Linked DNA regions of Homo sapiens: region 1 is linked to region 2. The links are chromatin contacts, found by Hi-C in ENCODE. All regions are on one chromosome and are shown on one strand. Each heading gives the region's core, a stretch centred on a gene start or an enhancer-like site at or near the end of the contact. The rest is flanking DNA. Distances are from core to core; before and after follow the strand shown. Region 1 overlaps LOC107984625 (a long non-coding RNA gene). Region 2 has its middle 670 kb from the start of DIAPH3-AS1.

The links. A loop is a pair of places that touch in the nucleus more often than their neighbours do. Pooled maps may share reads with other maps.
Region 1: a map of heart left ventricle shows a loop between it and region 2 (5-fold over the local background). The contact joins two enhancer-like sites. A Hi-C loop is called at or near these places in 2 of 168 maps with a recorded cell type or tissue (endothelial cell of umbilical vein and heart left ventricle) and 1 of 50 pooled maps.

What each region holds. Positions count from the first base shown.
Region 1 is chr13:59,530,199-59,536,601 of GRCh38, reverse strand. It overlaps LOC107984625 (a long non-coding RNA gene), which reads left to right. Exons shown (of 5, transcript XR_001749886.2): 2 at 5,214-5,250. Among named protein-coding and RNA genes, the nearest start is that of DIAPH3-AS1, 480 kb to the left of the region's middle. Within about 2 kb of position 4,686, at least 15 of the 41 ENCODE cell types and tissues checked have a DNase peak (open chromatin) inside an H3K27ac peak, as active enhancers do; they include heart left ventricle, where a contact is called at or near this core.
Region 2 is chr13:59,343,675-59,349,806 of GRCh38, reverse strand. No RefSeq gene overlaps it. Among named protein-coding and RNA genes, the nearest start is that of DIAPH3-AS1, 670 kb to the left of the region's middle. Within about 2 kb of position 4,311, at least 6 of the 41 ENCODE cell types and tissues checked have a DNase peak (open chromatin) inside an H3K27ac peak, as active enhancers do; they include heart left ventricle, where a contact is called at or near this core.

The DNA.
Region 1 (6,403 bases), core at 3,437-5,936, 190 kb before region 2:
ACAAAAATTAGCCAGGCGTGGTAGCACACACCTGTAGTCCCAGCTACTTGGGAGGCTGAGGCAGGAGAATCACTTGAACCCAGGAGGTGGAGGTTGCAGTGAGCCGAGATTGTGTCATTGCACTCCAGCCTGGCGACAGAGCCAGACTCTGTCTCAAAAAAAAAAAAAAAAAAAAAAAAGGCATTTTATAATCAAACTCCCACTTATTTGTGGAAACATCAAAATCAAAGCGATTGAATGAACTCATGGAGATATAGAGTAGAAGAATGATTACCAGAGGCTGGGAAGGGTTGTTGGCGGTTGGTTGGGGGGAAGTGAGGATGGTTAATGAGTACAAAAACATAGAATGAGTAAAACCTAGTATTTGATAGCACAACAGGGTGACTATTGTGAATAATAATTTAATTGTACATTTTAAAGTAGCTAAAAGAATATAATTGCATTGTTTGTAACAGAAAGGAAAAATGCTTGATGGGGTGTTTACCCCATTTCCTCTGATATGATTATTATGCGTTGCATGGCTGTATTAAAGTATCTCATGTACCCCACAAATATATACACTTACTATGTACTCACAAAAATTAAAAATTAAACTCTACATAGGACTTTTGCACTTTCAGTAAGACAAGAACAAAAGAGAAGTCCCCCTTTCCAAAAACCATCTCAATTTGCTCTTTTTAAAGTAAGAATGTGTTGATATAAAGTTTGGAAGACAATAAACCTACTATCAATGGCATATTTTGCTATAAAAGCTAAGCCCAGAGCAAATGTGAGAATAAACTCTGGCAACTTTGATCAACGAATACTAATAATGTTGTATGTTTATAAGTGTTTTCAATATTTCTAAACTTCTTCTACTTCTTTCATATCATTTGATAGTAACAATCCAGTAAGGCAGTAGAGAAGACAGAAATGTTATTCCTACTTGAAAATAAGAAGCAAAGAGACAGGGAGCTTATAGGGCTTCCTCAACATCAACTGACTAGTTAGTGGAAGAGCAGAGGAGGTAAAGCTCACCTGCAGTCCCTGTGTGTTTCCCTCAACACAAGATACTGTCCGTTCATATTCACTTAGGCTGTTGACAATAATCATGGCTACAGAATGGATGGTAGAACAATCTCCACAGATAGTAAGGATGAATAGATTGTGCTATAATCGATCAGGTGTGGTGACTCATGTCTGTAATCCCAGCACTTTGGGAGGCCGAGGCGGGTGGATCATTTGAGACCAGCAGTTCGAAATCAACCATGGCCAAAGTGGTGAAACCCCATCTTTCCTAAATATGCAAAAATTTTGGAGTGGTTGCCCACGCCTGTAGTCCCAGCTACTAAGGAGGTTAAGGGAGGAGAATCACTTGAACTTGGAAGGTGGAGGTTGCAGTGAGTCGAGATCATGCCACTGCACTCCAGAGTGAGACTCTGTATCGGAGGAAAAAAAAAAAAGGTTGTGCTGTATTCTGCTTATTTCATGGCAGTTGTCATTTGTCTATAGCCATAGCCTGGGAAACTTTCAGCTCTAGTCATCCAGATTATTTTGTGGGGACTGTTTTCAATTAACATTGTAACACTGGTCCTTTGTTACATATTGTTTTTCCACAAATTGTGATGGAATCAACTCTGTATGATCAGTTCTGTATTTCCACATCTTTTCAAGGCGTTTAGCCAAGAAGGAAATCTCGTTTGTTGTCATGGAAAAAATTTGATTCCCACAGAGGCATCGCACCTGTAATTCTGGTCTTTTCATTATAGCCTCAGATAAAAAATATCACCTTATCCTTTCCAACACAACTCTCGAAATAGCTATGTATTCTTTTATAAAACCTTTTTACTTTGTTGAGTTTCCTTCTGAGACTTCCTGATTTTCAATGATTCTACTCTGGATGGTTGAAAATGCTAAAACATTTTTCTTTTTCATCAGATCTGTTCTCTTCAAATCCCTCTGTTGCCTTTCCAAACCACATTTAAACTTTGTGAGTTTTTTTTTTCTTTAAGATTTCTATCAAACTAAATTTTTAAACCAATCAAAAGAAATAATAACTATAATACAACTCCTCAATTTTCAGCAATAAATAATTCTGGCAACAAGAAGGAAAAGAAAATTAAACTACTGAATGCATTTTCATACCATGCTGGGAAGAACAGCTATAGAAAATTATTAGATTCTCCTCTATAAATGTCTTAGTACAGAACCTGGCATTTTGCTAAGTTTTTTTAATCCCCCCAAAGGATGTGAATTATCTAGGCAAAAATGTTTATAGAGGTAAATGAGAACCAGATAGTTTATAAATAGAATAAGAAAGGGAGCCAGGGAGGGAAGGAAGAAGGGGAGGGGAGTGGGAAAGGATCAGGGGGAAGAAGAGGGAGAGTGTGAGAGGGAGTGAGAGAGAGGAAAAGATTGGAGAAAGAAAAATCTGCCCAGCACAAGCTGGTGCCTTGCAGTAGTCTGACATGATACTGGGTAGTAGAAGGATCTGGCAGGATAAGATTCTTCTACTGTAGATGAAGCAGGAAGCTCTGAAACTTTCCAATTTCTTTAGAACAACATGGGATAGATCCTATAGTTCTTCTATTGTCCCAAGGACTAGGACCTGACATATAAGGAACAACCACAGAACCATTCACTTGTAATAGTAAAATTGAATTTTAATTCTTGTTCTATTTTATAAATGCACAATTTATTGAACAAAATGATCAATGCACTCCACAATGCATTGTAAATATTTCTATAGGCAGTTGTAAAGGATATTATCTCTTGAGACAAGTGCTTCTGGTATTTTCTATAAATGTGGCTGGGGTCAAGACCTGTTGGTCTTGACTCACTGGTATTTTATGCTGTTACAGGAAGTCTGGGGCAGGTGGGGGATGGCTTAGTAAACATTAGTTCTTTCTGAATCAACAGGAATATTGAACGTGATATCTGAATACTCAGGTTAGAATGTTATTTCACTTCTGTCAGTCTCCCATTAGCAGCGACTGATTGCAATAAGCTCTAGATTTTCAGAAGTACTATATGGAAAATGCCATAAATCAGAAATTAAGACGAAGTGCAATTTGACAAAAGTACATTACAATTAGCATTAACTTTATTGATTGGTCTATAACAGAGAACTGTTTACCAATGCAATCTAGATGCATCTGCTCTTCTATAACTGCTTATTTAGGTGGAAGTTTATGAGTTTTCTATGCAAAGTGTCTTGCCTTAAATCTCTTTTTCTTTCATGCTAGTAAATAGAAGTAAGAAGCTTTCTCCCTTATAAATACAGACCAGAAAGAGGTCGATAGAATGCCAGTTCTATGTTTTTCAAGATTAATAGATGTTAATAAAATGAAGTGATAAAATTGCTAATTGGATTCAGAAGGTAGAACTGTGGCAAGAAATACTTTTTAAAGGGTTTTTAAAAATTGTGATTTTTATTGGAAGGAGGTGGATGGGAAGATACTCCTTATGTTGGGATCTGGAATGGCCTAATTATCTTTGGAAAGTCCCTGTTTTACTTAATTCTGTATTCATATCTTCCTTACAGTACTCAGTTTTCTTAGATTTTCTTCTCTCTTGCAAAATGAGAGGGTTCAAAATTACTTAATTTCAATTGATGCCATTGTCTCTGGAAAGCTGCAAAAAGGCATCAGACAGCAATTATGCATTTACTATTTTATTGTTAGTGTCATGTACCTTCCAAATGGAACTGCTACAAATAAACATTTCATATTTGTCAGCCTTCACAATGTTACGGTGGTAATATCAACTGGGTCTACCTTTGTACATGGGTGTATATCTGTACATATGTCTTTCTAGAAAAGAATATTCAGTACATGCTTGGAGAAATTTTAATAAAAAATAGTTATAACATCTAAGAGTACAAGAAAACACACGTTTAGTTTTAGGCCTATTGCAGAGATAATTTGAGGCCTAAAAATTGTAAGCCTTTCATTAACACATTTATTTGTAGAGAAAATTTGTCTCTGAATATATAGTGGATTGAAAATTCCTGGACAGTGAATGAGTCATATGTCTTGGTATTTGCCGTAGCAACTAATAAGCCTGAGTAATTTACCTGGTAATCTGTAATCTTGCTTCAAAAAAGTATTTAAGGTAGATTACTGTAGAAGCCACACATAGAGTTGCAAAAGACAAAAGAAAAGAATTAAAATCTTTTAGGAAAGAGAATGACATTCTCCAACCTGGGCTAATATTGAATTCTGCAATTTTAGCTTTGAGTTTCCTGGAAAATAAGACAAGAAGTAAAACATGATGGATAAATATTTATCATTATCAAATGTAAGAAAGTAAGTCATTTTGACAAGAACAACAAGCTTTTACTGATAAAAGAATGTGAAATGAATTCATATGGAACTGTAGAAGGAGAATATTGAGCTACATGAAGTGTAGCTTGAAGACCAGATTTTTAAAAAGCGGAAATGTTTTTGGTATAAATATTTCTTATATTGATATTTGAAAAAAAAACTCTGCCTGCTTAATATTAAAATATAAGTCAGCAGTCATCATGAACAAAAATGTTACGTGGAAAGATTGTCATATCCTAGAAATTAGATGGCGGCCTAGAGAGTTACATAAACAAAGAATAGCTGGAAAGAGTTCAGCATAGCAAAAGCAGCTACAAAAATAAACTCGGGCAAAAGCTGTGCTGAACAAAAGCTTCACCCTGGCAAGCCGCCAAGGGAAGTTACTCAAACTGGGCAGAGCCTTTCCTGAGAAACCTCTGCCTCCTGGTCGGGAAGTTTTCCCTTGAAATCCTAAGCTTTTCTGGTCGTTTTATCTAAGAATTCTGCCTAGAGTAACAGTTATTAGGTTCTACCTCACTTAGCATACTGTGATCTTGACATCAGGGCAAGGAGCTCGCTCTTATCTCAGTGCATCTGCACAGTCAACTTCCTCAGTTACAAACCCCTCCTACCTACCCTCAGCCCCTGCTGGGCCCAGTATCTACTTAACAGTTCACACGTAGCCTCTGCTTAACTACTGCTTCCTTCAGGAAGTCTTCCCAAATCTGAGTAAGTTGTCCCCAGGTCGGTGATTCTCATGCCTGGCTGCACATCAGTATCACCTTGTATGCATTTGAAATACACCAAGGCCCAGGCTCCACTTTTGGTAATTTAGACCAGGAAGTTCTGCTTTAATTATTCTGGGTGAGGCACAGACGTAGATAGTCGTGAAAGTTCCCCAGGTGATTCTTTTTCCTTTTTTTTTTTCAGAGCCAGCACACTGGACCCAGCTGATTCTAAGGAGCAGGTGATACTAAGAACCTCTATTCTGCATTATCTATTAGCTCTCTGCATTTCCCGGTCATAACACTTACCAATTCAATTTAATGCAATATTAATTTATTGAGCATCTGCTACGTGTAAAGGATAACTTGGTGAATAATTAGTGAATAAAACATACAGGATCACTATGTTTATAAAGCTTACAGAAGACTAGCGCAGTGAATACTGAGCCAGTTCTTTGTAAATGCAATGAGTATTTAAAGAGGAACATTACAGAGTACAATGTACTCTGTATTCTGTAACCAAAAAAAGGTAGTCTACTGCAGCAGGTTGAGTCATCTTTTGCAATTTTTTTTTCCTTAGGGTCTCACTGTTGCCGAGGCTGAAGTGCAGTAGTATGATCTTGGCTCACTGCAGCCTTGACCTTCTGAGCCTCCTGAGTAGCTGGGACCACAGGCGTGCACACCGTGCTTGGCTAATTTTTGTATTTTTAGTAGAGATGAGGTTTCAGCATGTTGCCCAAGCTGGTCTTGAACTTCTGAACTCAAGCAATCTGCCCACCTCAGCCTCCCAAAGTGCTGGGATTATAGGTGTCAACCACCGTGCCTGGCCCATCTTTTGCAATTCTTGACACCAACCCTATATTAGAATTATACATCTATATCTTTTATCATGTGACTTTGCAGTACTTTCCTACAACAGGCCTTTCCTGCACTATTGACATTGAGCTTGGTCATGGGACTTGCTTTGGCCAATGGAAAGTTAATGGACATCATGGGGCAGAGGCTTCTAATGTATTTGACATTTTGTGCTCTAGCGATCCACCAGGCAGAGAGCATGCTCTGAGAAGCCTGTGCCCCAGAATTAACACACAAGTGTCTTTGACCTGAACCCAACTCACAGTGAGGAACTATGCCCAGAGAAACTTCAGTCTGAAGTAGAACCTCCCACTGGAGCCTAGCCAAGATCAAGCAAAGTATAGAGAACCTGCAGACCCATGGGCATGAGAATGAATGCTTGTAAGCCACTGACATTTGGGATGGTTATATAGCATTACTGTGGCAACAGCTAACTAATACATGAGGCTGGGGCTCAGACCACATTGCATTTGCCTAAATAAGCCATGTTTACTTTATCTTGTTCATCATTGTATTTCTTATTCCTATTACACTGTGTGA
Region 2 (6,132 bases), core at 3,062-5,561:
ATTAAAGATGTAAATGTAGTAAGTTAGGGAATTGGGTTAAACTGTACGGATGCTAAGATTGCTTTTCAAAAGGAATCCCTAATATGAGGCTGTGTTCTTGTTATTTAATCTCATTTTCGTAAAAGGAGTGTGAAGAATGGGCAACTGCAAGACCTCAAAGGCAAGATAATATGGCTACCTTTTCTTTTTTTGCAAAATTAATTAACGACAACAGATGCAGTCATCTGCAAGATGTTTTCCAAACAACACTAAGAGCTTCTTTTCTGTTTTTATCATTATCCCTTTGCAGCATCCGAAACATTATGTATTGTTTCAGCATGAAAAACACAATATCTCACTTCAACTTCCCTTGTTAGCTTTAAGACTCTTTTCCAGTGCCAGATATTTGGGTAAGAGTGTTTATGGTATGGAACAGAATGTCGATTATCATTGTTGTAACCAAAGCTTATGTTGGTCATTTGGAACATTATTTTGTAGAGGATGCATGTGCTACCTTTTTACTGTAACTGTTTTTTTTTTCCAGTTGAAACCCTATAATCTGAGTCATGGTTCAAACAAACAGTATTTCAAATACTGTTTATCAAAAATTTTAAAAGAGTAACTGAGGCTGGCTGTAATTTAACTGTGAATTTGATTTTCATTGCTGATTTACAGAGAGGTGCAGATACTTTGTAACCGGTACTCAGGTTAAGTTTGAGTCAATTGTAGAATTTTTCTTTGTTTATTGTGATTCAGAATGGCAAACGTATTGTTTGTTTCCCTTACACGAAGGTAGAGTTGTTGATTAACCACAAAACAATACATATTCGTTGATTTTTTCCCCCACATTAATAGGTTATCTTTTGGCTGAGTCTGTCAGCCAAAAAATAATACTTTGAGTTATTTTCCAGTAATAGCCATGAGTTTGAGTTTATCTATTTACACTAGAGAGTAGTCTCTATTGAATCAACATCTGCAGTTTTGATCTGATTGGCCTGAGATGAAGCTACAACCTATAGTCATGGAACAAACAAAAATAAACAGCTTATTTTAGAATTAACTCAAGAGTATGACCTCACTTGGAACATGCTCTATACCAGAGTTCACTGATATTAACCTAATGGCTATTTTTAAAATTAAAGTTCCTTATCTTTGGGGGCTTTTCCAGAAAATCCAGCAATTACTTTTTCAAATATCCATTATTTCTTCAGGGACGTATTTTATAAGAAACAGAAGAAAATATAAGCATTAGATATTTTGGTGTATATAAATTACCACAGCAATCTCTGTAGTATTTTCCTGTAAGTTCTTATCAAAGCAATTTAGGGCAAACAATTGGAAAGTGAGAATTAAATGTGATCATCTTTCTTAGAGAAGTGAGTTCACAATGCCAAAAAATCCATTTTATTGAATTTCCGCCCCTCAGAACTGACCAGTTGTTTTGCTTTCCAGCAGTGTCACCTACATCTATCACAGAGAGCTCTTTCTTTCTTTCTTTCTTTTTTTTTGTTTGAGATGGAGTCTCGCTCTGTTGCCCACACTGTGGTGTAATGGCACGATCTTGGCTCGCTGCAACCTCTGCCTCCAGGGTTCAAGCAATTCTCCTGCCTCAGCCTCCTGAGTAGCTGGGATTACAGGCATGCACCATCATGCCCGGCTAATTTTTGTATTTTTCTAGAGGTGGGGTTTCACCATGTTGGCCAGGCTGGCCTCAAACTCCTGACCTCAGGTGATCCTCCCACCTCGGCCTCCCAGAGTGCTGGGATTACAGGCATGAGCCACTGTACCTGGCACAGACAGCTCTTTCTAAACTGAGAGACCTTAACAGGCATGTCCTTCTGAATTAGCCCATTATATTTAAGAAAGCACTTTTATAAGACCTGACTTTAACTTAGGTATTATTTATTCTTGGACTGGTGTGAAAAAAATTCATCAGCTTTTTTTTTTAAAGGTTTAATTACATATACACATGAGTGTATGTCGCTGCTCACACCCAATTTTCTTTGCCTTCTGTTATGCTATGACTGGAAAGCAGATGTTTATTTTAAATTATATTTCTTTTAATATGTGACTAAGTAAATATATGGGATTGAATTCTTTCTTTCTTGAACTTCTGCCTAAAACATTAAACTATACTAATATCAACTCTGCAGAATCTGTTTAAAAATAGGAGCAGCTGGGGTACAGTATTTCATGATTGAATACTAAAGCTTTCAATTCGAAAGAAAGCTGGGAGGTCGGAACAACTGAAAGACTCCAAATGCATCATGTCTAAAAAAGCCAAAAGACAAGCCAAAGCTATAAAAATTTCTTGTCGTATTCATTTCTTCTTTCTATCTATACAGTTAGAGTACTGTAAAGCATTTGATTTCTTTCAAAACTCTTGGCTGGACATTTGTTCTCAAATTATTAGAATTTTTTTATTGTATAGAGAATGTATATTCTTAATTTGGTCCTAGAAGGCAGGACTTGACTCAAGAGGCGGGGCTTGGACACTGGAAAAAATTGAGAACTAGCTAAAATAGGGATGGGGTGGAGGCAGCTTTCCATAAGACACACCCACCAGTGTGCCACGTCAGTTTACCATTGCCATGGCAACACCCAGAAGTTACAGCCCCTTTCCATGGCAACAACCTAACAACCTGGAAGTTACCCGCCTTTTCCTAGCTAGAAATTTCTGTATAATCCACCCTTTAATTTACATGTAATTACAAGTAGGTATAAATATGATTGCAGAACTGCCTCTGAGCCGCCACTCTGGGCACACTGCCTCTACGGTAGCCCCACTCTGCAGGCAGCAGTACCTCTGCTGCTGCTGGACACTGCTGCTTCAGTAAAAGTTGCCATCAAACACCTCCCACTCACCCTTGAATTCTTTCCTGGGTGAAGCCAAGAACCAACCATCCTGATCTAAGCCCCAAATTTGATGCTTGCCTACCCTACATCCATTCCCTGAAATTAAACAAAATTACAGTCCAAGACTTTCTCCCAAAGTTATCTTCACTTGAACTATTGCAGAACAGAACAAGAATAAAGAACTGCTGATTTCCATCGCCTTAGTTGACAGTCATTGCTATTTTTCTTCTTCTGTTTACCATTTGAAATTTTGGCACTTTTCCCTCTATATTGATATGAAACAGAAAAGTTTGCCGTGACAAGACACTGAAACTATTTCTGTATTTCTTTCCTTGTGGTTTAAAACACAGACAGGTCTCTGCATTCTAAAGTGGTGGTTTTCAACCGAGGGTGGTATTGCTGCTTTTCCCCCTACCCTCCAGGATGCTGGGCAATGCCTGGAGACATTTTTTTACTGTCATGCCTTGGGGACTGGAGGAGCTACTGGCATCCAGTGGTTAGAGGTTGGGGATGCGGCTAAACATCTACAACGCACAGGACAGCCCCCACAACAATTATCTGGCACAAAATGTCAATGGAGCCAAGGTGGAGAAACTGTTCTAAAATAACCCCTCCAAAACCTTGCTCAACCCTTCTAGGCATTCTCAATCTGGCTTATGTCAATCTGGCAATTCCACTCCATTCTGCTATTGGGAGTACTACAGTCTTGTGAAATTCAAAGGCCTTTAAAATTTTTTTTGCAAGGTCATCTCCTTTAATTATGGGACATTTGATCCTTTTGGCGCATATATATATGTGTGTGCTGTTTTTTTTTCTGACATCATGTCTCCCTCTTCACTCCATTTTTATGTTCTTTTGTGTCTCCCCTTCATCTTTCCATTCTCTAAACAGTTCTTTAAAAAAAATTTTTTTTTAACTTTTACTTTTTAGATGTGGGATCTTGCTTTGTCATCCAGGCTGGAGTGCAGTGGTGCAATCACATCTCACTACCTTCTTGAACTCCTGGGCTCAAGGAATCCCCTGCTTCACCCTCCCAGGTAGCTAGGACTACAGGTGCATGCCACCATGCCTCGCTAATTAAAAGAAAATTTTTTTTTTTAGAGTCTGGGTCTTGCCAGCTTGCCTACTCTGGTCTGGAACTCTTGGGCTCAAGCAATCTTCCCACCTTGGCCTCCTAAAGTGTAAGGATTATAGGCATGATCCACTAATAGTTCTAATCTATGATGTCTTTCCATCATTCCCTATGTGCTCAAACACTCCTGACTCTATTATAAGTTTGTGCTGTTTATTAGGTAGTGCTGAGACTTGGATTGCCCTGTTTGGAGCAGGGAGAAGCCTGGGAAATGTTCTGCTGACTCTGTTTTCTTTAGCTCACTTTGGGGTCACATTGGGAGTATCTGGTCCTGAGCCAGGGGAGTGTCATCGCATGGAGATTGTGCTGCTAACAGAGGGCTCACGTCACTGATGTTGGCCCTTCTCCATAGAATGCCAGCCACATGTCAGGCCCTGTGTGAGGTACTTCTCACATATTTATCTCTACAGGGAAGCTGTTATTAACCCTCCTATGAATAAGAGGAAAGGGAGGCCCAGCAAGACATCCAAGGACACTGGCTAGCAATGTGTAGAACTAGGAGTTGTACACAGGATGATTTGATTTAAAACCCTCACTCTTTCCATAGGACGATGTTGTCTTTGAGTGCTGCAAATAGTTAGGGACATCTCAACACAGCTAGGTTTGTTTTAGAGCTTGGTGAAACCATGTAAAAGTGTTTAGATGACCAGAATGGCTTGAATCAAATTGACCTGGTATTCTCAAGGCTGGAAAATATTTCATTGCTTATTACTCTCTCTCTCTTTTTTTTTTCATGGCCAGCAGAGAATTGGTTTCATTCACATATTCAATTTATAACATAATTCAGCAATTACGCTAGTTGCTGGGGTCTTCGGCACATCACGTAGAATTCTTAAGTCAGGGTGGCGTCCCCCGGCTCTGCAGTCTGACTGGCATGGCTTGATACCACACAGCTCTTCCAGGACTCACTCTTTCTCAGTCATCTAACTTGAATTCTCCAACCCTCAAACTATTCCCCTTTCAGATCAGGATAGTGACACTTCAAATCACAGTGTTGCCAGGAGGCTCAAAAGACTCCATGCACAAAGACTTCGCTGACATGAAGTAAGCAGGGATGAAAACCCCCTTCATTTTCCCTTTCATTAAAGGAACCAGGGACATGGTACCAGGGTGTCCAGCAGGGTGTGCCTGTGAACAAATAAAACATCCACAAACAAGACAAAGTGCCTTGGCACTACATAAAACAGATGTCACTTGTTTGATAACAAACCAGAAAAGAGATAGGGTGAAATGTGGAACATCGGTGGGAGATTCTTTAGGCAGATATAATCTGTTCTTATAATCCGTTTTTGTAGTTTTGCTCTGGTGAAAGTGGCTTCTATTTCCATGCTTAACCTGTGCTGGCGAATTCCTGTATGCAGTGTGGCAAATTACTGCCATGTCCTGTTTCACAGATGGCTGCTCTTTTGTCACGAGTGGAAATTTTCCAGTGCGTAAAGGAATGAAAGTTTATTTGAAGGGTGTGAATGTTTTTATAAACAAGATATTCTAGACATTATTTCTACCCACAATTTACTTTTGTGCTTTGTGTGTGCATGTGTATGCTTTGGAAAAATCTTTCAAAATCCCATCCAGATGGTTTCATTCCCTTGAGCTAATCTCACCATCACCTGTGTTTTCTTACATTCATCTGTCCAAGTGTGGCAGACACAGTCCCTTGGCAGACTCTCGGTCTTTCCCAATCTCTTTCTGCCAGCTAGTCAGAGCTCCAGAAAGGTTGTCACTTTTCCTAATAAAGGGGGCCCATTTCTTCCTTTAGTCTCCCTTTTGTTCACTCCCCTCTGCTCCTTTTCTTTTTTTAAAACCGTGATCAAAGTTATGATGACTGGAGCTGCAGCAGCCATCTTGTGATCAAGAAAGAGAGCCAAGACAATCATAAAACTTCCAGCTCTTGTCTCTGAGACTGCAGACCTAACACCAGTGGCTGATCTCCAGACTTCCTGTTAGGTGAGACAAAGAAATGCCCATTGCCTTGAATTGCTGTCAGTCACATTCTTCTGTTCCTTGTATATCCCTACATTCTGATATGGTTCCGTTCACTGGTGAATTTTCATAGATCCTCTCCATCAATTCATTTTCTGCTAAAAACTCATCTTTTTGAGGAAGGCATGAATGATTGAACCCTCATTCTCATCCCGAGTATATTCATTTTCTTTTCATGGCGC